Linked DNA regions of Mus musculus: regions 1, 3 and 4 are each linked to region 2. A link is a loop called in an ENCODE intact Hi-C map of the cell type or tissue named here. Cell type or tissue: left cerebral cortex. All regions are shown on one strand. Region 1 overlaps Phf8 (PHD finger protein 8). Region 2 holds the start of Huwe1 (HECT, UBA and WWE domain containing 1). Region 3 overlaps Phf8 (PHD finger protein 8). Region 4 overlaps Phf8 (PHD finger protein 8).

Region 1 (8,000 bases), 200 kb before region 2:
CTGTAGGTTGCCTCATTACTCAATTACTCATTCAAGCAAACAATGTTTGCTGTACAAACACTGTTTAGTTTCATGAGGTCCCAATTATTAATTGTTGGTCTTAATGCCTATACTATCATGGTCTTGTTCAGAAACTCCTTTCCTATACCAGTGAGTTCAAACATACTCCATCATATCTACTCTATTAGGGTCAGGGTAACAAGCCTTATATTAAGTTCCTAAATCCATTTGGAGTTGACGTTTTGTGCAACATAAACGGTGATGATCCAGTCTCATTCTTCCACAGGTAGCTATCTAGTTTGACCAGCTGTCTTTTCTCTGAGTATTAGTGGATTCTTTATCAAGACTCAGGTGTGTTTTTTTTTGTGAATCTGCAATTTAATCTGTTGATCAATGAGTCTATATTATGATATGAAATCCTGGATTTTAATAGCTCTAAAACTTTTGTTGTTATTCAGCACTTTTTGACTCTCCTGGGACTTCTGTGTTTCACTTATGATATTTAAGATTGTTTTTTCAATTTCTTTGAAGAATTGTATTAGAATTTTGATGGTGATTTTATTGAATCTGTAGCTTGCTTTTTGGCAAGAAGGCTGTTTTCACAATATTCATTCTGCCAGTCCATGAACATGGGAAGTTTTTGCATCTTCTGTTGTCTCTTTCAGTTTTTCTTTTCAGTGTCTTCAAGTTTTGATTGTACAAAATTTCACTTCTTTTGAGTATTCCAAGATATTTTGAGGTAGTTGTGAAAGGTATTGTTTCTCTGAATTCTTTCTCAGTATGCTTGTCATTTATATATAGGAAGACTACTGATTTTTATGTTAATTTTGTATCTTGCTATTTTGCTGAGTATACTTATCAGCTGTAGGAGGTTTCTGGTGACATCTTTAAGGTCTTTTACATATAGAAACATATCATCCTTTCTTATTTATATCCCCCTTATCTCCTTCACTGGTCTCATTGTTGTAGCTAAGACTTCAAGTGCTCTGTTCAACCGGAGTCAGGAGAGTGGCAGCCTTGTCTTATTCCCGACTTTAGTGGAAATGCTTTGAGTTTCTCTCCATTTAGGTTGATGTTGGCTGTCATCTTCTTGTACATTGCCTTTATTATTTTTGAGATAAATCTCCTGTATCTTTAGATTCTCCAGGACTTTTATCATTGTGGAATGTTAAATTTTGTCACAGGACTTTCCTGCACTTAGTGAGACGATTCAGTGGTTTATGTCCTTTATAGTCTATGTTGTGGATTATGTTTATTGAATTTTATATGTTGAACCATCTCTATATCTCTGGAGTAAAAACAATTTTGATTACAGAGGATAATCTTTTTGATATGTTCTTGAATTCTGTTTCCAATTGTTTTGAGTATTAAGGGTCCATTGCTTTCCATTCAAATTTTAGAACCAACGTTTCCACTTCTATGAACTTGCTTTGAAAGGGATTGCATTAAATATGTAGATCACTTTAGGGACTATTAATGTCTTAACAGTATTAAGACATCCAACCTTAGATGTCTTAATACTAAGATTGGATGTTTTTACATTTATTTATGCCTTTGTAGTTTTTTTTTTACCTCTTATATTTCATCTGTTAGATTTATTTCTCCTCATTTTTGATATTACTAGAAATACAATTTTCTTAATTTCCTTTATATATTAGTTATTACTAATGTATAGAAACAAGACTAATTCTTATATGTTGATCATACCTTTTTCCAACTTTGTAGAGTTCTGTTATTACCTATAATGTCACTCCCAAACTCCCAACCCCCAACCCCCAACCCAACTATGGTAGGTTCTTTAGAATTTTGTATACATAGGGATGATTTTATTTTTGCCTTTTCAATGTGATTTTTTTTCCTTTTTAAGTTTTACACAGATATCTATAAAGTTTTGTTTATAAGCAGGAATTTGGCAATTTCTAGTAGTCCTTATATTATTAGGTAAGGATGTTAGTTTAAGAGAAATTTATACAGAATTCTAATTCTAAAAAGTAATAAATGTTAGTACTCTGTAAAATGAAGCAAGCTTGATTATTAGCAACACTCTGTGCCTATTACTCAGAAGTACTTCTGTTTTGGTCTCCGTATCCTATGATTTTTTTTTCCATTTTTTATTAGGTATTTAGCTCATTTACATTTCCAATGCTATACCAAAAGTCCCCCATACCCGCCCACCCCCACTCCCCTACCCACCCACTCCCCCTTTTTGGCCCTGGCGTTCCCCTGTACTGGGGCATACAAAGTTTCCTATGATTTCTAAAACAGACCTTTATTACTTCATTCCTATCACAGCCTTAACACAAAGGTTTTCTTTCTTGTGTGTGTGTGTGTGTGTGTGTGTGTGTGTGTGTTTGTATGTGTGGGTATTCTGGCATAGAAATTTGGGATGTGTCATAGGCATGTACCCAAAGCCAAGGTATTTCTTATATTTTGGGTTTACTGATTTGGTACTACTGTATCCTGTGGATCATCATTTTCTGCCACTGCCAGCAGAGCTTGAAGTAACCATAATACTGTAAAAAAAAGGCATTGCCACTTGAACTTTCAGCTCTTAACCACAGAGCCATCCCTCCAGCCCTGCAGTTCATGGGCCTCTAGAACTGGTTTGTAGGAGGAATGTAGAAGATTTTTGGAGATATAGAATAGAAAACCCCTTAAATACTCTAAGAAAAGCAAAATGAGACATTTTAATGGGATTTAAAAAAAAACGAATGCCAAAAGAAATATGGACCTTGGAGGACCAGTTCTTGAGGCTTCAGAAGGAAACAAAGTCTCTATCGGGACCTAGCCTAGGGGCCATTCATATTCTATCAATTGATCTGGCTGTATTCTGGCAGCATCCTGAGAAAAGGTGAATATTTTTTTTTAGTGAAAGAAATCCCAAGACAGGATAGCATTCAGGTTAGGATGTGTCTTGGTTACTTCTTGCTCTTCTCAACCAGGTAGTGCATAAAGATATGAAAAGTGTGCAGTGTGATGCAAAAAGTAGCCTGACTGAGTTTTAAAATGTGGCCACAGAAGAAATAAAAGTAGATATGGTTTTGTTAAAGAGACTAACACTAATAAAAGAGTACTGAGATGATAGATAGGAAGTTATCCTAAGGGTGAACTCATCCACCAAGGCTGCAACTAGTGAATATACAAATTCATTTTGAGACAGGGATAGGACTGACAATAGCACTGAATGGGGTTCCTGGTTTAAAAAAAGCTTCATAAAAATGCTTCCAAGATTCAGTTACTAAAACATACAAAAGCTACTATATCTTTGTTCTAAGAGGGACTATATATATCTTGAGCTGGCAGCTGAACAAGGCAGTGTCACCCACATGATACTAGTTTTGGGTGCATGAAAAATTCAGGATTGAGGAAGTGATCAAGTTTTGCACCATGGTTCCACATGTGGCTGAATCCAGGCAATGTGTGGCAGGGCTGGAGTCCCTGCAAGGAAATACAATAGGCCACTGTGTGAAGCTATTAGGTGAAAAGGTCCAAGTTACAATACAAACCCTAAGGGTTCTGGAGAAGCAAGAACTATAAGATCTGTCTGCCAAGGAAAGCTTTAAGCAAGGAGTATAGCAACCACATGGTGGCTCAAGAATCAAATAACATAAAAATTGCTCAACTTTTATATTCATATCCTTTCATACCCTAAGATATCATTAATAAATATTTAATACTGTCCAAAACTGAGGATCCTATATCTAATGTTGAATACTAAATTGTTTCAAAACATACAAAATATTCATTGGGAGTTAAGCATAGTAAAAGAGCATAAAATGTTAAAGATGAATCATTAAAACACAAGAAAATCAAGAAGGAAGACCAATGCGTGGATACTTCATTCCTCCCTAGAATAGGGAATAAAATACCCATGGAAGGAGTTGCAGAGACAAAGTTTGGAGCTGAGACGAAAGGATGGACCATCCAGAGACTGCCCCACCCGGAGGTCCATCCCATAATCAGCCACCAAACTCAGACACTATTGCATACACCAGCAAGATTTTGCTGAAAGGACCCTGATATAGCTGTCTCCTGTGAGGCTTTGCCAGTGCCTGGCAAATTCAGAAGTGGATGTTCACAGTCATCTATAGGATGGAACACAGGACCCCCAGTGTAGGAGCTAGAGAAAGTACCCAAGAGCTGGTCTGCAACCCTATAGGTAGAACAACAATATGAACTAATCAGTACCCCCAGAGCTCATGTCTCTAGCTGCGTATGTAGCAGAAGATGGCCTACTTGGCCATCATTGGGAAGAGAGGCCCTTGGTCTAGCAAACTTTGAATGCCCCAGTACAGGGAAATGCCAGGGCCAAGAAGTGAGAGTGAGTGGGTAGGGAAGTAGGGCAGGGGGAGGGTATAGGGGACTTTTGGGATAGCATTTGAAATGTAAGTGAAGAAAATATCTAATAAAAAATTTTAAAAAAGAAATATATTCGAAAGCCCTTACATGATACCACCTGACATAGTGAGAGAGTATTTAAAATGCATTATATATCTGTGTACCTTGTGTAACAATCAGTTTACTTAAAAAAGATTATCAGTGCTTCTAGGAGAGAAATTCTTTTATCAGTAAGTATATTATAAATATTTCAAAATAGCAAAAACTCTTTGAAGGTAAACATTAAGAAAATGCTAACTTCAAGCACTGTGAGAAAAATTGTCAATAATATTTTCATGATGTTTGTAGAACATTATTTTAATATTTTCAACTTAATATTCAACAAACAAAATAATTATTTTAAGATACATTTCATTGTTATGTTTCCCTTTTCATTTCTGATTTTATTAATTTGGATACTGTCTCTGTGCCCTCTGGTTAGTCTGGCTAAGGGTTTATCTACCTTGTTGATTTTCTCAAAGAACCAGCTCCTGGTTTTGTTGATTCTTTGTATAGTTCTTTTTGTTTCTACTTGGTTGATTTCAGCCCTGAGTTTATTTCCTCCCTTCTACTCCTCTTGGGTGTATTTGCTTCTTTTTGTTCTAGAGCTTTCAGGTGTGCTGTCAAGCTGCTAGTGTAAGGTCTCTTCAGTTTTGTTTTGGAGGCACTTAGAGCTATGAGTTTTCCTCTTAGCACTGATTTCATTGTGTCCCATAAGTTTTGGTATGATGTGTCCTGATTTTCATTAAATTCTATGAAGTCTTTAATTTCTTTCTTTATTTCTTGCTTGACCAAGTTATCATTGAATAGAGCGTTGTTCAGCTTCCATGTATATGTGTGCTTTCTGTTGTTTTTGTTGGTATTTAAGAGCAGCCTTAGTCCGTGGTGATCTGATAGGGTGCGTGGGATTATTTCAATCTTCTTGTACCTGTTAAGACCTGTTTTGTGGCCAGTTATATGGTTAATTTTGGAGAAGGTACCATAAGGGTCTGAGAATAAGGTATATTCTTTTACTTTAGGATGAAAAATGTTCTATAAATATCTTAGATCAATTTGTTTCATAACTTCTGTTAGATTCACTGTGTCTCTGTTTAGTTTCTGTTCCTATGATCTGTCCATTGCTGAGAGTAGGGTGTTGAGGTCTCCCACTATTATTGTGTCGGGTGCAATGTGTCCTTTGAGCTTTAGTAAAATTTCTTTTTTGAATGTGGGTGCCCTTGCATTTGGAGCATAGATGTTCAGAACTAAGAATTCATCTTGGTAGATTTTTCCTTTGACCAGTATGAAGTGTCCTTCCTTATCTTTTTGGATAACTTTTGGTTGAAAGTTAATTTTATTTGATATTAGAATGGCTACTCCAGCTTGTTTCTTGGGACCATTTGCTTGGGAAATTGTTTTCCAACCTTTTACTCTGAGGTAGTGTCTGTCTTTGTCAGTGAGGTGCATTTCCTGTATGCAGCAGAATGCTGGGTCCTGTTTATGTATCCAGTCTGTTAGTTTATGTCTTTTTATTGGGGAATTGAGTCCATTGATGTTAAGAGCTATTAATGAAAAGTGAAATTTTAAAAATTAGAAGAAAAGTGATTATTACTTTCTGTTATTTTTGTTGTTAGAGGTGGAATTATGTTTGTGTGGCTATCTTTTTTTGGGTTTGTAGAAAGATTACTTTCTTGCTTTTTCTAGGGTATAGTTTCCCTCCTTGTGTTGGTGTTTTCTAGGGCTGGATTTATGGAAAGATACTGTGTAAATTTGGTTTTGTCATGGGATATCTTGGTTTCTCTTTCTATGGTAATTGAGAGTGTTGCTGAGTATAGTAGCCTGGGCTGGCATTTGTGTTCTCTTAGGGTCTGTATGGCATCTGCCCAGGATCTTTTAGCTTTCATAGTCTCTGGTGAGAAGTCTGGTGTAATTCTGATAGGTCTGCCTTTATATGTTACTTGTCTTTTTTCCCTTATTACTTTTAATATTCTTTCTTTGTTTAGTGCATTTGGTGTTTTGATTATAATGTGACGAGGAGAATTTCTTTTCTGGTCCAGTCTATTGGGAGTTTTGTAGGCTTCTTGTATGTTCATGGCATTTCTTTCTTTATGTTAGGGAAGTTTCTTCTATAATTTTGTTGAAGATATTCACTAGCCCTTTAAGTTGGGAATCTTCGCTCTCTTCTATACCTATTATCCTTAGGTTTGGTCTTCTCCTTGTGTCTTGGATTTCCTACATGTTTTGGGTTAGGAGCATTTTGCGTCTTGCATTTTCTTTGACTGTTGTGTCAATGGTATCTTCTGCCCCTGAGATTCTCTCTTCTATCTCTTGTATTCTGTTGGTGATGCTTGCACCTATAGCTCCTGATCTCTTTCCTGGGTTTTTCTAACTCCAGGGTTGTCTCCCTTTGTGATTTTTTTTTAATTGTTTCTAGTTCCATTTTTAGATCTTGGATGGTTTTGTTCATTTCCTTCTCCTGTATGATTGTGTTTTCCTGTTATTCTTTAAGGGATTTTTGTGTTTACTCTTTAAGGGCTTCTAGCTGTTTACCTGTTGTCTCCTGTATTTCTTTAAGGGAGTTATCTAAAGTTCTCTATCATCCTCATGAGAAGTGATTTTAGATCTGAATCTTGCTTGTTTCGTGTGATGGTGTATCCAGGACTTGCCATGTTGGGAGAATTTGGTTCTGGTGATGCCAGGTATCCTTGGTTTCTGTTGCTTATGTTCTTACGCTTGCCTCCCACCATCTGATTATCCCTAGTGCTCCCTGCCTTCACCATATCTGACTGAGGCCTGTCCTTTCTGTGATCCTGGTTGTGTCAGAACTCCTCAGAGTTCAGCTGTCTCTGGGATCCTGTGATTCTGGGATCCTGTGATCCTGAGATCCTGGGTGTGTCACAGCTCCAGGGAGTCAAGCTGCCTCTGAAACCCTGAGATCTTGGTGTGACCAAACTCCTGGGATCCTGTGGTCCTGGACATGTTAGAGCACCTGGGAGTGGAGCTTCCTCTGGGTGTTGTGGGACTGGTTGCAGAGTTTGAGTCCAAGGTCTGCTCAGAGCACTGGCCCAGACCAGAAGGAACCTGTGCCACTGGTCGAGCAGAGTTCCTGGGTGCCTGGGTCCCGCTGGTCCCACTTACTTCTGGCGTTGGGGCAGATGTTGTATCCTCCTCACCTCTAATCCTATCCCCATTTCATTTCTTATATGATGTATTTGTCTTTTCTTTGTCCGTCTAAATCAAATACTTACCAATTATATTGAACTTTTCAAGAGATAATCTTATTATTTTTAAAATCATATTACATATATTGATTGATTGATTTTGTGTGTGTGTGTGTGTGTGTGTGTGTGTGTGTGTGTACGCGAGAGAGAGAGAGAGAGAGAGAGAGAGAGAGAGAGAGAGAGAGAGAGAGAGCATGTGCATGCACCTATACTGCTATGGAAGTTAGAAGGAATTGTTCTTCTTGTTCTACATATACATTTCTGTGGTTGTACTTATATTATCAGGCTTAGTGGCAACATCCTTGTTCACTGAGCCATCTTTCTGGCCTAATTTTAAGGGATCTTTTAAAATCTGTTTTTTAATTAAAATATAAATATATCTTTTCCCCTTCAGTTTTCTAATTCTAATACCTTCCATGTTCC
Region 2 (8,000 bases):
AAATAATCAGCCTTACAATGGAGTAACACTCATTCACGAAATACACCTTTGTTAAGAATATACAATGAGACTACCTCAAAGGGCCCTCTGTGCATCTTCTTAGGTTGTACAGAAAACTGCACATGGAGGGAGGGAGTGGTTCCATTAAGCAGATTCCCAATTCAGGGTTTGAACCACCATTCTGTAACGTGGAATGAATGTCTCAAGGGTTCTTTCACTAACATCTTTTCATTTTTGTTTTGAAAATCAAATTAATTCATTTGTTAAAATTCAAACCTTATTGAAGCATTCAGAGTTGCAAATCAATGCCCTTTCCCCCATCCTTTTACTCTCCAATTTCATTCTCTATCCCAGACAAATACCAATTAATAGGGTCATTTCCCACCAGGTCATTTTTATTTCTATACATTTACAAATGTATCTACAGTTTATGGAGTCCTCCAATCATAGTACCACCCCACCTAATACAAAGGAGAAATGTTTGAGGGAGGACTATGTGCCTTTGTAGATTTGCACGGTGCTTCTCATCCTTTATTCTGGCCCTCCACAATGTGTGTCATCTTGCCCTCTTATACTCCCCGTTCCTTAATTTTTAAAATGCATATCAAGTTTTATCCCTTCAGGGATTTTCATTGTAGAGCAATCAAATTCCAGTTCCTTAGTGATCCTACTATCCTCTATGGTGGCATTTATTGGACCATGAGTAGCTCCAGCAAGGTCTCCCTTAGGTGAGTAAAATATACCACCAAGGGAGCAGGAGCGCCCTCTCAAGGGACAGAGGCGGGGCTAATCGCGTGGTAGGAGGAGCCTTATATCCAGTGTGAGCTGTGCAGCCGTGGGGGTGGGGGGGGCTTTGTAAGCCGAGGGCGAGGGAGGGGGCTGGGGGGGGGGGACAAGATTGCTACTGGCCTCAGACCCTGCACACTGTTGCAGGCCTCGCCAAGCCCCTGCGGCGGAGGTGAGCTTAGTTCCCCCCTCCCCTCTTCCGGGACCTGGGGGGACGGGGCGGTTTTAGACTCCTCGAGGTAGGGGGCAGTTCCCACGGGATCTGGCTCTGAGGCTCGGAGGTAGCCGCTTTGGAGAGCCTTTGGGAAAGGCTGCTGAAGGGCCAGACTGGCGGTAGCAGCAGCCTTCCTCGAACCCCTCCTCCTCTCCCCTCCCCCAGTCCTCTGCGGCCTCCAGCAGAGAGCTAGCTGCATCTTTGGGGACAGCAGGACAGCGGGGAAGCAGCGAACAGCGCGCAAGAGAGCGGCCAACAGTGGGGATGCGAGGTACCGGCATTGGCCCTGGCCTAGTGGCCCTAGAAAAGAAGTAAAGGCCCAGCCTTCAGTTTTTCTCTTAAGGGTTGGAGGAAGGCGGCTTCAAGAGGAAAAGGAAGGTGAGGGGCGAGCAGGCAAGCTTCATGGTCACTACTAGGCGCGCGCGCGTGCGCGTGCATGTGTCCTGATATGTATGTGTGTGTGTGTGTGTGTGTGTGTGTGTTCTGATATGTATGGTGCTGCAGGACACACATTCATTTTGTTTCATTGCATTAATTTTTAAAACTATTTTATGTATCTTAGTATATCACAGCATTCAATTGTGTCCCATTTTTACATAGCTATATTGTATGCTTGGACTACAGTTTATTTAACCGTTTCCTGATTGTTGTACACTAGCTTGTTTTCTTTGGGGGAGAGGGGGCTATTGCAAGTAATGAATGGGCTTGTGTATGTTTCGTGCACATGTACGAAGGTATTCCTGTAGGAGAAATTCTTCGAGAAGTAATAGCAGAATCAAAACGTGTATGTATTTCAAATCTTGATAGATTTATCTAAATCTCCTTCCCCAAAGGCCATAATAATTTACACTCTCCAACGTAGTACGATATTGCCTATTTTTCCATAGCTATGCCAACATGAATTGTTACTTATCTTTATATCTTTTCAGTTATACAGTAAAAAATCACATGTCGTTGCTTTCATTTTACTGCTGTTTGAGCATATTTTCATTTTTCTAATTACAAAAGTCAGTAGTTAAATATGAACAGTCTTGTATATAAGCAATAAACATTTTGAAATTTTAATACCAACCCCCCCACTCTAAATTTCAAGAAAAATAAAAATATCTGGAAGTAAACTATAAAACTTTCAGGAATACAATGGAAGAACGTTTGCATAAATGGAGAAGGAATATCAGGCTTCTGCATAGGAAGCCTCTATTCTGTAACGATATTCATTTTTCTATATTGATTCAAGCAGTTGATGCAATTCCAATAAATATACTAAGTTTTTGGAACTTGACGATTCTAAAGTTTATGAGGGGGGGATGGCTAAGAATAACCAAGAAAATGTTTTTAAAGATGGGGGTGCTTGTACAATTAAACTGTACTCTGAAGGAAGCATGTTTAAATTAGAATAGACAGAACAATGGATTAGAATGGAAAAGCTCACAAACGGGCCAGACTGGATCCCGATTTATTGGAGAAACATTGTTGGTTAGACATGCAAAAACTGCCATATTAAAATCTCCAAGCGCCTTTCTCCCCACCCCAAGCTTGAATTTGCTTTTGAGGGCAGACGCCTTTGTTTGGAGAAAACCACTTTATTGGGTCTTTTTTGTTATAAGGTAAGGAAAGCCTCAATATTTAAAACTGGTGACTCCGGAGGTAGAACTAATGATATGAGCTTTTAGTGAAAAGATGGATTCAGGTTAGCCTGCAGTGCGGCGAAGGAAGAAGTATGGATATTAGAGGTCTTTAGATTTTTCCCCCCATGTTTTGAGCACAAAAACTGGTGTGTCATTGTTTCCATTTGCATTTGTGTGTTTATTGTAAATTGAACATCTTTTATGCGTTAGTTAAGACTAGCACGTTATTCCTCGAGGCAGGTAACAATGGGAACCCATTCTTTTCGCTTTCGGAATGGAGTTTGGCTAATTGGTACAGCCCTGCTGGAAGCGTGAGAATAAACAGGTTGACTTTTTAAGCACTAGGCAGGCTCCAGACACCTAAATCGGGGGCGGAGGTAGTTTTCAAGACATGGCCGAGATTTGGCGCTGAGCTGTGTCATCGCGAGGTTTGGTAGCAAGCTCCGCAGTGGGTCGGAAACCTCGTGGTAAGCGAGATCCCTAAAGGACGAGAGCTTCCTCCCTTTCCCCGAAAAAACTCCCAGTCATTTTCACGAAGCTCCGCCTTTCTCCTTTTTAGGAGCGTGCACCTGGTCTCGCGAGATCTCATGTTTCCTAAAGGCGAGGCGCGGGCGGTCTCCTGCGGTGAATTACGAAGGTCTCGGCGAGGCTGAACGTAATATCGCGATAGTTCCTACGGCGCATGCGGGAGCCGGCGGCGGCATGCTGGCTCCGCCCCGTAGTGCTCCGTGAGGTTGTGCGTCATTTGCTTTTCGCTTCGCGTGGGGTGAGAGCGGAGCGGTGGCGATTTGGGGTTTGGTGGCAAGCGAGGGTTGGGACGGGCTGGGCTCAGTTTTTCCTGGTCCGGTGGAGGTTCTCCTGGGATCACGCGAAGGCGGCGGCCGAGGTTGGCTACTGAGTGCAGGAGCTGCGGAGGCGCGAGCAGCGTCTTCTGGTGCTGCCGTTCTTAGCCGGTGAGTTCTCGCGGGAGCAGGGTTACGTCCTCGTGGGGATTCGCCGGCGGTGGCGGAGATACCTTGGGGGTGGGGGGGCAGTGACTAGGGTCGGGCCGCCTGTTAAGATGGCGGCGGCGGCGGCTGCCTGTCTTGCTCTTACACGGTACCAAGGGGTTAGCTATCCGCGTTTGTGACGCTTCTCAGGTACCAGACGTTAAGGAGATGACGAATGGCGAAACGTCGTGGTGCCGGTAAATCCTTCCTGAGCTGAAGACCATCCTGTTTCTTACCGGTTAAAGCGACACCATTTCCCCCGGCCTCTGCCTCGTGTGGGCCTGCCTTTGCCCCACCAATCGCTCTTCGCCTCTGTTTTCGTCGTCGCAGTGGGCGGGTTGGGAAGTGCGGGAGGGAGTCCATAGTTCATTGGGTAGTGGGCTGGGGATTAGATTAAAAAGTGGGAGAGAGGGACGCACCTAAGATTGTTCTCATAATTATTGCGCGCTTGCTGCTTCTCAGCCCTTGCAGCGACCCATATGAAACCCCTAGTTTTTCTTGATCCGAGGTGGGCTCTGCTTCCCTGCTCCCGCGGCTTTCGGGCTAAGGTTTGAGAGGTCAATCTGTAGAGTCATTAGAGTACCTTCCCTTTCCCAAATTCTGTCTCCCTGTCAAATCGCTCAGCTACGTGAATATCGGGATGCATTATTAAGGGGAGAAGTTAAAAAAAATCCTATCACTCCTCCTCTGTAGTCCTAATTTAGAGCCTAGCCTGAATCATCTACCCTGTCCCATGTCCTTCCGTGGTGCTTTTGGCGCAGATGTTAAAAGAGCTTATCTTATTCCCTGCATTTACTCCATCTTTGTGGATGGATCAGCAGTAACCTTCCATTTTCCTAGGTCCTCTTGCTTGTTTATCCCTGACGCGGGGACAGCGTACTGATTTCTTCAACTTTGAATGTTTTGAGACCATACTTGGGCAGAACAATAAACGGGTCAGTGGTCGGATAATTGCAGTCTTAGTGGTCTCCTTCGTGCCCCCACTAGGTGAAACTTTGCCTTTCCAACCCCTTCCACGCTACAAGCTCTGGGACCCGCCCCCTTTCCCGCCTATGTTTCTGTAGTCTGCTGGTCTGTATATCTTTTTGTTTTGTTACAGCTAACCAACATTTAAGAACTAAGTCTCACTTCTTAATCCTTATATTTCTCTCTTAACTGCTCTTCCTCCCACCCCCAGGAGCTGAATCCCCTAGCAAGGTGTCGACCCCCAGTACCTTTTCCTTCCTCCAGGAGTTTTACCCCTAAAACAGTCACGCTCCTTTTAAATTTAAATTTACTTCCTTTCTCCTCAAATCACTTCTATTATAGACAATTAATTCCCTATCACGTGTTTCCTTTGTAGATAACATGATTTGAATTACTTTTTATTTAGCACCAGTGTTGCATAGATTGAGGAGATGCTGCCAACATTTCCAATTCATAGGAAGCAGCCTGATTTAGAAAGTTAGTGTTTGCTTCCAGTTCACATTGAACTCATGACCTTGGGCAAATTACTTTTCAGATTTTGTTTGTTTATATAATGAGGGTAGTAATGCTTACCTTGTAGAAAATTTGCCTCAGAAAGTTTGGGTGCCTTTTTAATGTGAAACTGTATTGGTAGATAAATGTTTTTGTGCCATATTCTACCTTTATAGCCTGGTAAGGTTTTTAAAAATTGTTATTTCTTCAGCTGTATTTTTCTATGTTTAGGAATAATACCTATTCGCTCCTGTCTGCTTTTAATTTTTTCCTCATAAGCCACTTTGTATGATCAGTGGTTCATGTTTGAATATGTTCTCACTATTTGAAGCTTCTACTGGTGTAAGACTTTTGAATGCAAAATCATTCTCTTGGAATGACCACCAGCTATGTTTCGGTCATGAACCACACCCAAGTGTTCTACCTTTTGGAAGGGAGTGCCTCATCCCTTGCCTACTCATTTTTGCCACTCCTTCAAATACAGTCTGTCCTGTCCTTCACCTCACAAAAGTCTTGAAATTTCATGCCATTGCCAGTTTGCAGTGTTAAAGAGAACTTAAGCTTCAAGTGTTTTTATTTCTTTCTCTTTACCTCATTTATTTCTCTTTACCTCTATCATTTTTAGACAAACTTTGTCTAAGTTGGGTCAGTATGGGGGGCATATTTGGCAGTCTTTTTATTTAAGTAGGATAATACCTATATGCAAGACATTAGGAAGGTTGATCTAATTAAATACCATCATTTCCCCCTCAAAGGCAACCACAGATGACTCTTTGATAACTACCTCCTGTTGTGCTTTTGCCATTTTATATTTTCTAACATTTTACTCGGAAGTAGTTTTTCTTACTACTATATTTTTATTAGATCAACACTAGAGTGGTTTTTTTCCTTAATTATGTTGGTTGGGTGATGGGGTTCAAGTAGGAATATAGTTGCAAGAAGTATACTATCATTGACATTTTAGTGGGTAACATCTGATAATTAACTATTTGTGGATTTCCGTTTTGAGCTTCAGGGTTTGAGTTGGAAGTGCTTTAGGAAAATGAATTTCCTCTTTCATTGAAAGACAGGTCACTTTATTTTGAGACTCTTGTCTTGATTCCTTTTACAGTGGGTTAAGCAATAATCACTAACTCTTGTCCTTTAGAATTATACTAAATCTGGGAATGATGATCAAGGCATGACCTAAAAGGTTTAATTTATTCTAGGTAGATCTCTGAGAAGAGAGGAAGGAGTGGCAGTACCAAATAAAAACTTTGTCTAAGGTTCAGTGACAAAGTTCAACCTGAATTTCCAGGATGTTTATCGTTTGTCTCCCAGTATGGCCAAAAAGCACTTATGAAGGTGAAAAATAATTTTAATGTGTACAGCTTTTTCTTTTCATAAAATATGTTTTCCTTAGTGTCAGTTTGTTAAACATGCTATCATTTTGTTTGAGTTGAAAACAGTTTTCAGGGGTATTGTCTAAGTGTCACTAGAAACACTATACAGTTCTTTTTCAGAGTGTTTAGTTACTGCTCAAAGCAGGTTCTAAAAATGCAAGTTGGCATTTAAGGGCTATTGCTTCAAAAATAACTGATTGTGTCTATTGATACAGTGGTTAACTACCCAATTCTAATGAATAATATACTTCTTTTCCACAATCTTTTTTTGTAGGTCCTTCAGTAGCCTGACCTGAGTGTTAGTGCTTCAGAGGAACAAACCAGTAGACCAGAACTTGGTCAGGAAGTTTCAGGAAGCTATTGGAGCAGTGTTGGGATTTCCCACCAGGATGACTATGATTGGCTGTGATTTTAGGTTAGTTTTTTTTTTGTTTTTGTTTTTTTTAAGATCTTTGCGGTTGGTATTTGTATTTTACATCTTGAAATGGAGATGGGGCTGGAATTTACATTTTTTGCTTGTGCTGCTTTGGTTCCATTATATGGGTCAGGTTTGTTTTATTTTTTTTTTTAAATAATTTTATTGGATGGAGCTCATTAGACAATTAAAAGGAATTGTTTTAAATGTATATTGTCAGTGCATGATTTTCACAAAATTTGAAACATAACTGAGTAGTATGTTGTCTACTCCCCCAGGTATTTTTAACATTTATCAACTTTAGCCTTTTTAGTTTTACCCTATGGCACCCCCCTTTCCCATAGAATTATTTTGAAATAAACCTCTCTTGATGTGTTATTTTTATCCATACCAAAAATTGTATAGATATTGAGAGAGTTCTTGACAGTATAACCCAGAATTCATTTTCAGTTGAAGAAATTGAAAATTTAAAGGTAGAAAATGGGCTCATTTTAAAATTTCCGTGATATTTTAAGTTTGACTCATGATCCAGAGAAAAGTCCATTTATGAAATAGTTTATGTAGACTTTAAGTCTGTTTTATTCTTCAGGTTATATTTCTCTTGTTTTTTTTTCTCCAATTTATTTGTTAAGTCCTTTTTGCATTTCCTCACATTTGAAAATTACAGTCTATAGTGATGTCTAGCTCATTCTTGTTAAAGACCATAGGTAATCTATTATAATGAAACAATAATGGTAGTAATCTCTTATGTGATCTCTTAGGTGATACTGCTGGCTTAGTTGGTATACTAAAATAGCTAGTCATGGGTTCCTTTTTCTGTGGCCCTCTGATTTGATACCTGATTTTAGTTTTCCATATGAAATATAGGCCTTCTGGAAGAAAAAGTTTTTTTTAATGTGTATTTGTAATATCCTTAGGTTGTTTTGTTGTTTTTATGCTCTGTTATCCTAGATTCTCTGATTCAGAGCTTAGATATTAAGAACTGGTTGATGAATTATTTTGCTTGTGCAGTGTTAGCCATTCTGGGTCTGTACTATGGTCAAAACCAGAAAATGAGAGTTGAACACATATCCTTCAGCCTCCAGCCAGCCTTTAGCTCATACACAAATGTGGACAGAGCAACGGTTT
Region 3 (8,000 bases), 190 kb before region 2:
TCAGGATGGACCAGTCATTGGTTGATTACTCCCACAATTTCTGTGCCACTTTTATATCATCATTTCTTATAGGCAGAACAAATTGTAGGTTGAAGTTTTGTGGCTGGGTTGGTGTCCAAGTTCCTCCACTGGAAGCCTTGCTTGGTTACAGAAGATGGCAAGCTCAGTCTTGTATCTCACCCCAGCTAGGAATCTTAGCTAATGTTACCCTGAAGATAACTGGGAGTTTCCATTGAATTAGGTTTCTACCTTACCCAGAAGATACCCCTCCCAATTCTAGCCATCTCTCCCAGTACTCTCTCCCTCCCTCCTCCCCCCTCCCCAATTCCAGCCTTCTCTCCCAATACTCTCTATCTCCATCCTCCCCCTCCAACCTGAACCCTCTTTTTGTCATGCCCCCCCATTCACCCACAATATCTATTCTACTTCCCCTTTCTGCAGAGATTCATGTATCCCCCTCCTCAAGACCTCTTTGTTACTTAGCTCCTCTGGTTCTGTGAATTGTAGCATGGTTTCCTTTAACGTTATAGGTAATATACACTTATGATTACATACCATGTTTGTCTTTCTAGAGACAGTTGTGAGCTGCCATGTGGGTACCACGAATTGATCCCTGGTCCTGAAGAGCAGCCAGAGCCATTTCTCTAGCCTAAAGTGTGTTTCTTGTATGAAACAGAAAGATAGATCCTCTTTTCACATCCATTCTGTTAGCCCTTTGCCTTTGGGGGGTTGGGGATTGAGTCTATTGATAGTAAAGACCAATGATTGTTAATTCCTATTGTTTGTTGTTTGGTGATGATGGTGTGGGTGGGAATGGCATGGACACACAAATGTGGTTCCCTTCTTGTGCAAGTGTGAAATTATTTCCTGTGTTTTCTTGGGTGTAGTTAACCTACTTGGGTTGGAGTTTTCCTTGTAGTACCTTCTAAGGGTAAATTTGTGGATAGATTTTGTTTAAATTTGAGTTTGTCATGGAATATCTTGTTTGTTCCATCTATGGTGATTGAAAGTTTTTCTGGGTATTGTACTCTGGGTCTGTAGTCTCTGGCATCTGGACAGTCTACAGCACATCTGTGCAGGCCCTTGTAGCTTTGAGAAGTCAGGTGTAATTCTGATAGATCTGCCTTTGTGTTACTTGACATTTTCCCTTGCAGCTTTTAATATTCTTTCTTTGTTCTGTATGTTTAGTGTTTCCACTCCTATTATTCTTAGGTTTAGTGTTTTCATCATGTCTCAGGTTTCCTGGATATTTTGGTTCAAGAGTTTTTGAGAATTAACATTTTCTTTAGACTGATGTTAACAAGTCTCTCAAGTTCTTTTCTCCTATCTTGCACGCCTAAGATTCTCCCTTCCATATCTTGTATTCTGTTTGTGATGCTTGCATCTGAAGTTCCTGTTGGCTTACCTAGATTTTACATCTCCCAAGATTCCCTTGGTTTGTGTTTTCTTTATTGGTTCTATTTCCATTTTCAGGTCTTGAACAGTTTTATTCATTTTTGTATCCTGTTTATTATTTTTCTAGAATTTCTTTAAGGGATATATTCATTTCCTCTTTAAGGGCTTGTATCAACTTCATAAGATTGGATTTAAGGTCATTTAAATATCCAAGGCTTGTTACAGTAGGATAGCTGGTGGTGCCATGTTGTCCTGGCAGTTGTTACATTCTTATACTGGCCTCCAGTCATTTGGATTTGAGGTTATTATAATTTAGCTGCCTATTTCTGTGTTTATCTTTGATGAATGGATGTTTTTTTTTCCTTGGTTTCTCTCAGGTCTTCTGGCATGAGCAGCCTGTGGTTCTGATGATCAGTGAGTCTTCAGGTTTAATAGGGTGTCTCCATTTGGTGTTTTCTTAGCCTGTATGACCTCTAGGGTTTTGGGTGCCTGTGTTGCCTATTGGAATCTGGGAACTGGTATGACTTCTGGGATTTTAGATACTAGTGTGGCCTCTGGAGTTTCTAGTACCATCTTGGCCTCCTGAAGAGCAGGGATCTTCTGCAGGAGGTGTGAGCCTGGCGTTCCTAGTAACATTGTGGCCTTCAATAGAGCAGGGTCTTCTGCCAGAATTGTGGACTGAGATATAAAGCCCAGGGGAGGGGGTGCTGTTGGGGACTGCTGGACCAGCTTTAAGAAGTATTAGAAAGTGATAGATGGGTGTTTTACCTGGGGTTCCTAGTACTTCTGGTCCCAGCATAGCCTCTGGTAGAGTAGGAGTCTTCTGCTGGAGTTGTGAACCAGGATATGGAGCCCTAGATACAGATTTTTGTGATTTTGTATCCTACCATGTGTTGATCATTTCTAGAAGTTTTATAGTTGTTTTTTAGAATATGTGATGTGCAAATAGGGACAGTTTAATGGATCCTTGTCTACTTTTTGAATAATTTAATAAGAATTGACTGTAATTCTTTGCAGATCTGTTAAAATTTTTCTGTGAATACATTTGGACCTGCACTTTTTTTTTCCAAGACAGGGTTTCTCTGTATAGCCCTGGCTGTCCTGGAACTCACTCTGTAGACCATTCTGGCCTCAAACTCAAAAATCCACCTGCCTCTGGACCTGCACTTTTGTAGTTAGAATTATTTTTATTACTGTTTCCTATGTTGCAGTTCTGTTTAGGTTGTTGATCTCTTCTTGGTTTAACTTTGGTGGTTTGGATGAATCTAGAAATTTGTTCATTTCTTTTAGTTTTTTTAAGTTAATGAGCTATAAGTTTTTAAAATATTCCATTATAATATTCTTAATTTCCTTATGTCTGTTACAAATGGTTCCCTGTTCATTTTTTATTCTGTTAGTTTAGATCACCTGTTTCTTTGGTTTAGTTGTGTCAAAAGTGTCAATTTTGTTCATCTTTCTATAGAGTTCTTAGATTTGTTTATTCATTATATTGTTTTCTGTGTTTCTATCTTACTAGGTTCTGCTGTGATTTTTATTTTTATTTATTTCTTGCCACATACTGGATTTGAATTTGCTTTGTTCTTGTTTTCCAAAATCTTGAGTGGCATCTTTAAGTAAAATATTTGTGCTGTTTCTGACTTGTCTGTTTTTTGAGACAAGGTCTTTCTGTGTAGCTTTGGCAAATCTAGAACCTGCAATGGAGACAGGGCTGGCTTGGAATTTAGAAAGGTCTGCACTGATTAAAGACATGAGTCACCATACCTGGGTCTTTCTGATTTTTAAGTGTAGGCACTTAGAGCCATAAATCTCTCCAGAGATTTTGTTGTGCTTTGTTTTCATTTTTATTAAGTACTAAGATTTTTTTCTTTTATTTCCTTCTCAATTTCTTCTTTAACCCATTCATCATTCAACAATGAGGGGTTTTTATCTCTTATTGCCATGCATTTGTGTACTTATTAGACATTTGTTTGCTTTTGATTTTGTGTTTTATTAATCTTTTTTTTTTTTTTTTTTTGGTTTTTCAAGACAGGGTTTCTCTGTATAGCCCTGGCTGTCCTGGAACTCACTTTGTAGACCAGGCTGGCCTCGAACTCAGAAATCCGCCTGCCTCTGCCTCCCAAGTGCTGGGATTAAAGGCGTGCGCCACCACTGCCCGTGTGTTTTATTAATCTTACAGTAAGATAGGATACATGGAGTCTTTCTGAATTTGTAAAGATTTGTTTTGCATTCCAAGATGTAGTCTATTTTAGAGAAGTAGTCTAATCATGGTTTCCCCTCCACCAACTCCTAGATCCTCTCCACCTCCCCACCCACCCAATTTCATTCCCTTTCTCTCTAGAAAGCAAGCAAGCAAAAAAATATCCCCACATAAACAGAATAGAAAAAAATAACACAAATACACAGGAGCAGGTACATGGGCTTGCAGGGATGGACTTACCAGGTTATATCAGAGTCACAGGTCTGGAACTAGGCCTGTGGGTGTGGAGATGGGAAGAAGTGGATGGGAGTGGGGGTATGAAACTGTTCTTAGGCCACTACTTTGCCACCCAAAATTTCAAAGTATAGTTTTCTGACCCTAAGGCACCAAGTCTTTCTTCTGTGTCACACTTAACTTCTTTAAAGTAGAAATCCTTTCAGACCCAACAAAGTAATATTGGTGGCTTCTCCTGAAACAGCTGTGTTAGTATTCATTCCTTTCTAAGAATAATTAAATGCTTTTTTTGAAATAAAAAATCAGGAGGTAAAGTTTTCACCTCTTTGCTGAAGGAAGAAGGTCTGAAAAATATAGAGTTCTCTTCTAGGCTTGGGAGTGGCCTCAGAATTTTACGTCATCAATTGGATCTTTCTAGACCATATTCCCATTAAAAATCCTAAGTGTCTTGCCTATGGATTATGAAGAATTGCCTATGGTTTTTATGATAATCTGCATACTTCTATTTGTTTCTCTAAGGTAGGATAGTTAAATATAGATATTTTATTAGATTGTGCAGTTCCAATAATTTTGGTCCTAGTTTAATTTAGTCGATTTTTTCCTATTATGTTTATTAAATATGTACTATTTACTTTTCCCATTCTTTCACAAACAATAAATACCTACTTTTCATTGTATGGGTTGCTTTAGTATAAAATCAAACACACATCCCTGGCCTCATTTGTAAATTAGAGGCAGCAGATGTAATAATCAGTTCCTAAGTACAGTACTACATCTCCACGGCAGGCATAAAACACAGGTTGCGATGGAGAGCTGAGAAGGAGGAATCTGAACCAGATTATGAGAGCATGATTATACTCTTTTAAAAATTATTTACATTCCAGCTCCTCTCCCAGTACCCCCTCCTATAGTTCTTCAACCCGCTCCTCCTTCCACTTGAATCTGAGAGGTTGCCCCCACTCCTAGACCTTCCCCTTCCCTGGGTCCTCAAGTCTGTCAAAGATTAGGCACAACTTCTTCCACTCAGGCCATACCAGGCAGTGCTGGGGGGGGAGGGCTCAGACCAGCTGGAATATGCTACTTGGTTGGTGGCTCAGTCTCTGGGAGTTCCTGGAGTCTGGGTTAGTTGAGACTGCTGGTCTTCCTATGGGGTCACTCTCCCTTTCAGCTTCTTCCAGCTTTTCCCTAATTCAACTAGGGGTCCGTGACTTTAGTCCAATGGTTGGGTATCTGTATCTATCTCAGTCAACTGCTAGTAGGGCCTCTCAGAGGACAGCCATGCTAGGTTCCTATCTGTAAGCATATCATAGCATCAGTAATAGTGTCAGGCCTTGGTATCCCCTACCCCCATGATATGGATCCAAAATTGGACCAGTCACAGGATTGCCTTTCCCTCAGTCTCTTTTCCATTTTATGTCACTGCAGTTCTTTTAGACAATTCTAGGTCAGAATTCTTTTTATGGTAGATTAGTAATTTGATGCCTTGTCTTTCTACTGGGGTAGACTCTTCAAGTTCCCTCTCCCCATTGTTGGGCATTTTGGCAAAGGTCACCCCATTAAGTCCTGAGAGTCTCTCACTTCTCGAGTCTCTAGTACTTTCTAAAGCCTCCCTCCCCTGCAAGGCTGCTGGTGCTGGTCTTCTGTGCTTCTCTTCTGGCCCTGCCGCCATACCTGATCCTGTTCGCCTTTCCCCTACCCCATCCCTCTCCCATCCTGGTTCCTCCCACCCTCTGCCTCAGGTGATTATTTTCTTCTTCCTTCTAAGTAGGATTGAAGCACCCTCACTTGAGCCTTTCTGCTTGATAAACTTCTTATGGTCTGTGGGTTGTATCCTAGGAATTCTGTACTTTTTTGCTAATATCCACTTATCAGTGAGTACTTACCATGCATGTCCTTTTGGGTCTGGGTTATGTCACCCAGGATGATATTTTCTAGATCCATCCATTTGCCTGCGAATTTCATGAAGTCATTGTTTTCAATAGCTGAGTAGTATTCCATTGTGTAAATGAACCACATTTTCTGTATCTGTTCTTTGGTTGAGAGACATCTAGGTTGTTTCCAGTTCTGGCTATTATAAATAAGGCTGCTATGAACATAATAGAGCACATGTTTTGGTGGAGCATCTTTTGGGTATATGTCCAAGAGTATAGCTGGGTCTTCAGGTAGAACTGTTTTCAATTTTCTGAGGAACCGCCAGATTGATTCCCAGAGTGGTTGTACCAGTTTGCAGTGGAGGAGTGTTTCTCTCTCTCCACATCCTCACCAGCATGTGCTATCACTTGAGTTTTTGATCTTAGCCATTTTGATTGGTGTGAGGTGGAATCTCGGGGTTGTTTTGATTTGCATTTCCCTGATGAGTATAGAACTAAATCTAGAGTTAAATTTTAAAAGGTGAGCCAAGTAGCTCACATGAGTGACTAAGAATTTGGTGAATGTAGAAGGACTTTCATAACAAGGGTACAACTATAGAAAAGGTACAAAATGTAAGATATTTAGGAACCTTCTGCAGTTGAATGTGGATTATGTAAATGAATATACTTGAAGAGGAGGAGGAAGGACTGAAATATGTATCATTCTGTCTTTGTTCTTATGGATGAGGTTTAATTTATTTAATTTATCCTGCCTTCACCTCTCCCCACAGTCTATCCATCTCTGGAGTCTGATGATGATGACCCTGCTTTGAAATCTCGACCCAAGAAAAAGAAGAATTCAGATGATGCTCCATGGAGTCCTAAAGGTGATCTAGCATTCCGTATCTTATACTCTGTAGGACTAATCAGGTGAAAAATAGAGATCAATGTAAGACATCTGTAATCCAAGATCTTATTCAGCTACTCATTTGCAAGCATCTGTTACTTTTAGTACCATGTTAGGTGCCAGGGCTAAATTGATTGTGTGACATAGTTTGTGTAATCTAGCTAGGAAAATCATAGCTATTGTTTTTGAAATCTTATGACTTGAGATGAAGGAAACCAGAAGAGTTCACTAAGCCATCTAAAGCTTCTAAGAACATTCTGGTAACTGTCATCGCAGCCCCACTATGATAATTTTGTTTTCAAGGAGGAAAACTATGCGGACTCTTGGGCTCTGCAAGAGTCCCAAGACTGTCAACTACTAAGAAGTTATCCCTAAGGAAGGGAAGGAAGAGAGGGAAAGTAGGTACCTGAAGTAAACATGAAGTTTTAAGAGAGAAAGTAATTTTCTTTATCTCATTGGTTGGGCTATTTGCACTGAAGAGCATTCAAGGGCTTATTAATTTTTGAATATGTATGATATATGTTTCTATGTATAGTGTTTGTGAGTGTTTATATATGTATGTTCACTCCTGTGTGGTTATTTATATATGTTTGCAGTTGTGTGTATGTGGAGTTGAGAGAATAACCTCAGGTGTGGGCCCTTGTCCTCCCACTTTGTGACAGAATCTTTTCTTGTTCAGTGCTAATTACCTCTATTTTCAGGGATTCTCCTATCTCTGCCTCCCATCCATTATAGGCATTCTGGGATTATAGATGTGCCTTACCACATCCAGTTTGGTGTTCCAAACTCCAGTTCTCATGTTTATGTGGCAAGTGCTTTGCCATTGAATTATCTTCCGCAGTCTATGATACTTTCACTTCTTAATAAACTACACAAATGTTAATGGCCTAAAATAATATTTACCATTTCTCATGATTCTTTTCTTTTAAATCACTCTTAATCTAGAACAGTTCGTCTTGGTTTTGTTAGTTTTCTTATAGAAACTGATATAATGGTACTGTAGCCAGTATCATCTTCTAGATTTATTTGCTTTCATGTAACATTGGCTTTTTTTTGGGGGGGGGGCTTCAAGGCAGGGTTTCTCCGTATAGCCCTGGCTGTCCTGGAACTCACTTTGTAGACCAAGCTGGCCTCGAACTCAGAAATCCACCTGCCTCTGCCTCCCAAGTGCTGGGATCAAAGGCGTGCGCCACCACACCCAGCTACATTGGCTTTTTTTAAGAGATTGGTTTTTTTTCTCATAGTATCATTTAAGTTTTTCTATACTTGTACTTTCTAAATTCTCAAAATACTGTAAATAGCTTGCTTTTAATTTCTTAACAACTCAAATATTGCTGCAATTCACCTGTTACTACATGATTGCATGCTGTTCCACTATAGTTATCACTAATGACATGAAAATGTTCATACTCTGAGC
Region 4 (8,000 bases), 170 kb before region 2:
TCCTCACCCAGCGGCGCCCTTCAGTTGGTTCCCAGAGCAGTCAGGCAGGACAAGGTACATGACCCAAATGGAGATTAAAATGAGAGCTCTTAAAAGCTCCCTGGTCTAAATCTTAAGTGTTCTAGTAGTTGAGAATACCAAGAAGCCAAACTTCAGGTGCTTGGATATTGGCCTTCCAATACCTACAGCTCAATAGTCCATGAAGAGGCAATTAACTGAATTTAAATAGAAGTAATACTAGATTTAGGTTTGAAAGATTCCTCTGGTGGTCATAGTGGAATCTGGACTAGAAGTAAGTAGTCTATACATTTCATTCAGAAAGGACTGAGTAATGAAGAGATGATAAATGTGAAGAGTAGTAGGATGTGAGAAGTGATTTGATGTCGCAAGACAGAAAGATGCATGAGAGAGAAAATTCAAGCCCTTCTTTTCCTCCCATTGGCCAGAGCCCAATCCATAGTATATGGATGGATGTACTTCAAGGATACTGAGCTTGGTGTGATGTTTAGGGTCGACTAGAATAAGGGTTTTTAATGAAAGAAGGCCCTGAGCATGACATCCTCAGGGATATGGAACTATAGTCACTAACCTACTGATCAGGATAACATGAATGGCATAGAAATATATTGACCTCCTTAAAAAATTTTCTAAGGAAAGTGATTGAACCCAAAGTAAGTAATGGAAAACAACCAGAAAACTAGAACTATAGTGACTATGACTGCTGCAGCAATCAGAGAAGGAGTAGCCAAGCACATGGCACTGAATAGAAGTGGTTAAGGAGGGTTCCTTGCCTGATATGGTGTAAGGATGAAGAGCTTTGTTGAGAGAGAAAAACAAAGCATGGAGGTGTGGTATGGTGCTAAAGTTGCTCATAAAGCCTCTGTTTATTTTGACCCTTCCTTACAGGAAAGCGTCCTAAAAAGGGCCTGGCCACAGCAAAGCAGAGACTCGGCCGCATCCTGAAAATCCACAGAAATGGCAAGTTACTTCTGTGAGACGAGCCCCATCATGTCCTACTCCTTCATCCCTTCACCCCCATTGCCTTCTTCGTTGTCAACTCGGGGCACTCCTGGATCCTATGAGCCCCGGACAAGGTGCATTGTCCTGCTTTCTTGGGACTGACCAAAGGCACGGACTATCTCCAACTCCCTTTCCCACTTCCCCTATGAGTATCCTACCTTCTTTTTCCATATCCATAAATAGCAGGTAAATGGGAGACATTTCCAACTGACAAGAACCTTTTCCTGCTCCACCCACATATTTCACTTACACCTTGTCTTTATTCTTTTCCACTGCTCCTCTATATGGAAGGAATGAGGAGGAGCAACATAAAGGGAGTCTGGGCCTGTCAGTTTCCTCAGCCATGGAGTGAGAAGCCCAGTGCTCAACATTTTCTGCACCTCCAGCCCTGTCTCTAAGCCTGCCCACCTCCACCCATTCCTACCCCTTCCTCACAACCGATGGATATACCCTACCTTCATTCTTGTTCCTGATAGAAGGTTGTGGTCTTTATCTTCTTTTACCTCTTTTTCATGACAAAATGAAGAGGGTCTTTATGACCCTATTATGGGACAACTCCAGAGCTGGCCTAGAAAAGCTGACTTTATCTGTCTTTGGGGGAGGGGGAGGAGATTCCTTTTACTTTTCGAGGTGGGAAAAAGGACAGATACCCAAGCCTTTGACCATGATTGTTGCTTAGCCCACCAGAGGAAACTACTTTTGTCTGACTGCAAATGAAACCCCTATGATGATCTTCAGGAATTTGCCTGTATTTTTGAGGCCCTGTAGAACATTATCCCCATAGCTATAACTGGGTTCAAGCAGGTACAAACTCACCTCCTAGAAATCTGAAGTACCTGGCACATTGAGAACTATGGCCCCTGCCACCCCACAAAGCACAGCCTGGACCTTCTGAAGAGGGTGTGGTGAGATAACCCTGAAGGGTCATTATCAGGAACTTCCATGTTTCTTTCCCCATCTAAGCTTAGTCTAAAGAAGATTTCAGTACTAAGATCTTCACCCCTGGGACTTTCCACTTCCAGACCACAGGCCAACTATTCAAGCATAGTACAGATAGGCTATTGAAGTCTGAAGTTAGAAACAATGCCCATATGTGAAGTAGCAGATATTCTGATCCGCTTTTCTCTGCTTTCCTTTGTGATTGTCACTATTTTCCAGACAATGTCCCCACCTCCCTCTTGTCTTGCCTTACTGGCAATCTGGGCTTGATGGAGACTGCCCCTTCTGAACAACCCATTTTGGCACTGCCCAAGTGGGAGTGTCCTCTACCTTCCACTCGTCCTCATCCCAGCTTGCCTAGTGCTTCTGGGGAATTTAACAGCTATGATGCAGACCACAGGGAATTTGTGAGGCCTCTGTGTTATCTTTTATGTTTGTGGCTTATCTTTCTTTTTTCTATAGATGTATCACCTCCATCCTTGTTGGGATGGGGGGATACTTTAGCATATTTGCTTTTTCTACCTTGGGGACCCCCAGGGGCCAAGCAGTCCTCCTTTAGTCACACCAAAGGCAAAAGGCCTGGCTACCTCCCCTTTAGCACGTGAGGTCCCTATTCCCCTCCTTTCTACTCAGCTTTGCTTATCTTGGAGATTTCAAGGCAGCAGTAGGGAAGTAAGGGGAAAGCAGGAGAAGCTCCTAACCCTGTATGGGCAACTTCCTGACTAAAGACTGACTGTTGTCACCAAAAACAGGTCCCTAGCCCTTTCACCCACTAAAACTCCCTCTTGATCTTTCAATGGCAGCTAATTGCTAGCACCCTCACCCCACCCATTCCAGGCCTCTTTTCCCTCTGTTTCTTTGTTAGAAGGTTCTGTGGAGCTGAAACCCAGCCTCTAATGGGGTTTGTTTAGTTTAGTTGGGTTCTCAGAGTCTCCTGTTATTTTGTGTTGTTTCCAATGAAAAGCAAGTTTACCCTCAAAGTTATGCTTTTCCAAAGAAGCTAGTGTGTTAGTGGTGTTGTTGCTGTTGTTGCTGTTGTTGTTGTTGTTTTGTTTGTTTTGTTTTTATGTTTCAGGTTCTAAGTGAAGTGAGGTGGAGAGGAGTTGGGAATAACCAAGGTTTAGAACATGGTGAGATAGTTAACCTCTGATCTGCAATCCCCAGCAGAGAGTTGGGGTAGGATAAGAGGGCAGAGAGGATTTCTATTCACCTTTAATATATTTTTACAAAAAAGCAAACAATTTAAAAACAAACCCACCGCTTCTGTACATGTCTAAATATATTTTTAGAAGTGGGTAGGATTGTGATTTCTGATGCAGGGCCTTTTTATAAATAGGTTAGAGTAGCCTCATCCAGATTTCTCTGTTGTTTGTTCCCCTTGTTTTTTCTTATGTTGTGTTACTAATGTAATTTATATATTTTTTAGATCTCCCTTTCCTGTAGAGATAAAAGTGATTTATCTTGGCAATTTTGTTGCTTGACATTATTATTCATAGGGGGGTAGGGGGTGGTCATGTGGTGGGGGTGGTTGTGGTGGTGGTGGTGGTGGTGGTGGTGGTGGTGGTGGTGCTGATAAGGTGCAGTGTTCAGAAAGTTACTTTCCTTTTGACTATCATTCATCAATTTATAAGTGGTCATTTCCCTGGTTATTTACCAGCATTATATCTGAAATATGCATTTGGTAAGCTCCTGTTCTTAAGGACACAATTTTATACACATAAAATACTTAATTAAAAGTAAAATAGGGAGAAAATGAAAGGTACAACAATTCAGTGTTCCTTAGAAGTTCAATGAGATAGTTTTCAATCATTTTCATGAGCTACTTCTTATGAGCATATACTGAGTATACATGATAATGTGTTTCATTATGATATTCTCACACATGGATATAACACACTTTGATCATATTTACTCCCCCAATAACTCTTCATCACCCCTTTCCCACTCCTGCTAATCTTCCTCCCAGTCAGTCTCTCTTCCATTATCATCGTTTCTTTCTTTCTTAGCCACTGAGTTTAATTAGGGCTGCTTACAGAAGCATGGAAGAGAGGTTATTTACTAGAACATGAGCACCTTACCAGTGGATACCACTGGTACCTTACCACTGAAGAAAACTATCTCTTTCTCCCCAGCAACCATCAGCTGCATTCATATCCTTAGTGAGTAGTGAGACCTTGTGGTCCCCTCCTCTCTCCATGACAGAATACTGACAGCTCTAGTCCTGTGCAAGGCTTCTGCTTAGCAGCTGCTTAGAATTCAAGTGACACGGCTTTGTCTTATATGGTAGAAAACATTCCACAACAGTCCACTCCTTTCTCCAAGTTATATTCCTTCCTCTCCTCTTCCATATTATTGCTTTCACCTTATAGATGTCTCTTTATATACCCTTAGATGTATAGGTGTCTCATAGGGCTCATTTTTCAATAATCTTATTCTCAGCATGTTGACCAGTTATGAGTCCACAATAGCCCCCACGCTACTGCTCTGTGGTCTATTTTGCACTGGCTGCAGCTGTGCTCTATTTCTGTGGCTGGGAATGTTTTCTCTGATATCTACCCCAGTACTTGAGATATGTATAATCTTGATTGATTACTATGCTTAAGTGCAGTGGACAGAATATAATCATGAGAGCTAACAGGAACTATACTCTTAGTGTTTCTCGTGTATATTGACTTATTCCTTCTGTTGCTGTGGTAGAAGCCATTACCAAAAGGAACTAGGGAAGGAAAGGCTTTATTTGACTTCATGTCTGATCATAATCCATCATTAAAGAAAGCCAAGTCAGGAACCTGGAGGTTGGATCTGAAAGAGGCCATGGAGCAATGCTGCTTACTGGCTTGTTCCTGATGGTTTGCTCATCCTGCTTTCTTATACAATCCAGGACTACCTGCTCAGGGATGGTCAGTTATTAATCAGGAAAATGTACTACCTACTTACCCACTGGCCAGTCTGATGGAGGAATGTTTCTCAGTTGGGGTTCCTTCTTCCCAGATAACCCTGGCTTGTTGATGAAAAACCTACCAGCATAATTGACCCTTTGTCAGGTTGACACACAAGTATATCATTAATAAAGCATAACCATTCCTTTTTGTTTATTCCCAAGGTCTCATGTTTATCACAATATAAAACTAAGTATATTAATGTAAAAAGTCCCATAGTATTTAAATTCTCCATACTTTAGGAGTCTAAATTCTGTTTAAAATAGAGTATCAACTATGGGACCGTGTAAAATCAAAATCACAGTAAATATTTTTTTTTATTCCAAGAGGGAAGAACTTGAATAGTCACAAAAAAATAAAAGCAAGCCTAACATCAAGTAATATAACTCAAATTCTGTAGCCCAGTATTTCACATCTATGATTCAGTCACCATCTTTGGTGTCTAAAGGGCTTGTGCAGCTTCCTTTTTCGGCCTCTGTTATCCACAGCATTCCTAGCATGTCTCCTAGGTTCAGGCCAGCTCCAACCCACTCCTGCTACCTATTTCTGTCCTAGTTTGCTTTTTGTTGCTGTGATTAAGACCTTGCCTTAAAACTACTTGAGGAATAAAGTGCTCATTTCAGCTTACAGTTACAGGTAAGTGCCAGGACCAGCCTAGTTCTAGAACCTGTATTCTTAACAATCTGTTAAGCCATTTTTTAGTGATATTAGGCACTAAGTTAGAGTTAGAGTTTGCCTAGTATTTAATTTTCCTAACCCTGTGATAATTAGCCCTAGTTTTCAGTTAAAAAGACTAAATGCTGTTCCACAGTAGGATCTGCCTAATTCAGAAACTCATATTCTTCCTCTTTCACTGTAATAGAAATCTTTTTGCGTCTCAAATCCAATAATAGGTGTAGTGATTACCTGTTGTGTGTCCAAAGTGTAACACAGAGAGTTGGAGAGTTGGATCCTGAAGCAGTATTAAGAACCTTGCTGGGGGCTGGAGATATGGCTCAGCGGATAAGAGCACTGACTGCTCTTCCAAAGGTCCTGAGTTCAAATCCCAGCAACCACATGGTGGCTCACAACCATCCATAATGAGATCTGATGCCCTCTTCTGGTGTGTCTGAAGATAGCTACAGTGTACTTACATATAATAAATAAATAAATCTTAAAAAAAAACAAAAAAAAAAACAAAAAAAAACCCCTTTAAAAAAAAAAAAAAAAGAACCTTGCTTCCCGTGGGCTTTGGTGGCTCACATCTTTAATTCCAGCACCGGGAGTCAAAAATAAGCGGATCTCTGTGAGTTCCAGAACAACCAGACCTATGAAGAGAAACCTTGTCTTTAAAAAAAAAAAAAAAAAAAAAAAAAGAGCCTGTTTTCAAATCAACAACAACCTGACTAAGTTTTGTGACCAGGGGTAGGTTTCTTACTATCTGTGCTTAGAGCCAAGTATGGTGCACACTTTTAATCCCAACACTTGGAAGGCAGAGCATTAAATGCCAACCTAGTTTACATAACTAGTTCCAGGCCAAACAGAACTACATAGAGAGTCCTTGTCTCAAAACAATAATAATAAATAATAAAAATTTTAACCCAATTTAGGTTTTTTTTTAAATCTATAGATCTGGAAGGACAGTCTTTAGATATGACACCTACTGACTAAATGATTGCTTCAGTTCTCACAATCAAATTGTTACTACTAACAGAGTTTAGATTGAGAAAATTCATGTCTGGCACATAGGGAACAGTGTCTTCTGATAGAAAACAAGATTGTGGAAGGATTTTAGAACCTTTGCAGGAAAAGCAGTCTAGTTTATTTTTGTTATTGACTCCCACGATTTCTGAAAGAGTAAAGCACTGTTACCAGCTTCAAGTCAGAGAATAGAAATGAGTTTTGATCAACTCACTTTCTAGTACAAGCAAGAGATATCATCAAATAAGAGGCTTCTGTCTAAAAATGGAAGGTAGCAATTTCCCTAATTTCAGTCTTTTCTCTTTCCAGAACTGGGTTGGTGTGTAACTCTTTCTCAATGACTAATTTGGTAGAGTATCGTAGGGGGAGTGGTGCAGAAAGAAGTTTAAGCAATTTAATATAACTGGAACTGTGAACTTTTCTAGGGTGGTAGGAGTGAGCAGAATCTCTGTGAATGTGGAGTTTGATAAAGAACACATCATAATTACTTTTAGGACATAATACTTAATTTAAAACTTTGAACCATTAATGACACCATTGAAAGATGGGATGGCCCTATAACTATTAAGGAAATTTAATTTAAACTCCTATCCCCAAATCTTCAGGCTTGTTTTACTAGATAATTATAACAACATGTTTCAAAAATTAACATTTCTACACTAGTTCTTTCAGAAAATAGAAGAGTAGGTGGTGTTTTTCTCAATACATTCTGTTCAGTTAATATTGCAGTTACCTTAATCAGATAGTAAAAAAAATAAATCAATATGGGGATACACACACACACACACACACACACACACACATACATACAGACACAGGCATACATATATAGATATTCTTCATAAAATACTACCTAATAGAATTCACCAATATATTAAAAATACATCATGAATAAGTGGAGTACATCTAAGCTGCATGGTTGGTTTTGTCAAAATCACCATATAAGTAAGAAAAATGAAAAATCACATTAGCTTTGTTTTATAAATCAATGTAGAAAATAACATTCAACAAAATTTGGCATACATTCATAATAAAGAGAACTCCTTAACTAGGGGAATATCTACCTTCTCTTGGGCTTCTAAAACAAAGTACCACAGACCAAACAGCTTAAACAGTGTTCAGGGTTCCAAAGGCTGTGAAGACAGAAGAATTCCAGCATGATTGGTTCTAGTGAGGGCCATTGTTTCTTTTTGTTAATGGTCTAAATCATGCTCAGTCAATCATTGTAGTAGAGTCGCATAAATAAATTATCTTAATTACAAAAAACAAACAATCACAAACTATTGCTTTGTCATTTTACCATCTCTTAATTCTATGCAGTAATGAAAAACTACCACATTTCTATATTCATGCATATTCAAATATAAAGTAGTATGCAGGGCTGGAGAGATGGCTCAATGGTTAAGAGCACTTGTCTTTCTG

The links. Peaks named below come from ENCODE experiments on the same cell type or tissue, not always from the same donor. Only the 100,000 strongest peaks of a DNase experiment are listed, where the experiment ranks them.
Region 1: a loop joins it to region 2, with 2.6 times the contacts of the local background. A loop is called at or near these places in 2 of 42 quality-filtered maps.
Region 3: a loop joins it to region 2, with 3 times the contacts of the local background. A loop is called at or near these places in 2 of 42 quality-filtered maps.
Region 4: a loop joins it to region 2, with 8 times the contacts of the local background. A loop is called at or near these places in 4 of 42 quality-filtered maps.

What each region holds. Positions count from the first base shown.
Region 1 is chrX:151,602,159-151,610,158 of GRCm38, forward strand. The region is part of intron 18 of Phf8 (PHD finger protein 8); the gene reads left to right. Among named protein-coding and RNA genes, the nearest start is that of Gm24460, 66 kb to the left of the region's middle. In left cerebral cortex, no CTCF peak of the experiment used is centred here; a DNase peak (open chromatin) is centred at 3,326.
Region 2 is chrX:151,799,989-151,807,988 of GRCm38, forward strand. It overlaps Huwe1 (HECT, UBA and WWE domain containing 1), which reads left to right and starts at 3,294. Exons shown (of 83, transcript NM_021523.4): 1 at 3,294-3,581; 2 at 6,732-6,872. In left cerebral cortex, CTCF peaks have their summits at 752, 1,244, 3,968, 4,848 and 1 weaker place; DNase peaks (open chromatin) are centred at 803, 1,216, 1,374, 2,558 and 3 more places; H3K4me3 peaks cover 4,530 bases; H3K27ac peaks cover 2,878 bases.
Region 3 is chrX:151,614,397-151,622,396 of GRCm38, forward strand. Phf8 (PHD finger protein 8) reads left to right here. Exons shown (of 22, transcript NM_001113354.1): 19 at 6,468-6,563. Among named protein-coding and RNA genes, the nearest start is that of Gm24460, 79 kb to the left of the region's middle. In left cerebral cortex, no CTCF peak of the experiment used is centred here; no DNase peak of the experiment used is centred here.
Region 4 is chrX:151,630,433-151,638,432 of GRCm38, forward strand. It overlaps Phf8 (PHD finger protein 8), which reads left to right. Exons shown (of 22, transcript NM_001113354.1): 21 at 1-54; 22 at 907-3,425. The coding sequence ends at 995. Among named protein-coding and RNA genes, the nearest start is that of Gm24460, 95 kb to the left of the region's middle. In left cerebral cortex, no CTCF peak of the experiment used is centred here; no DNase peak of the experiment used is centred here.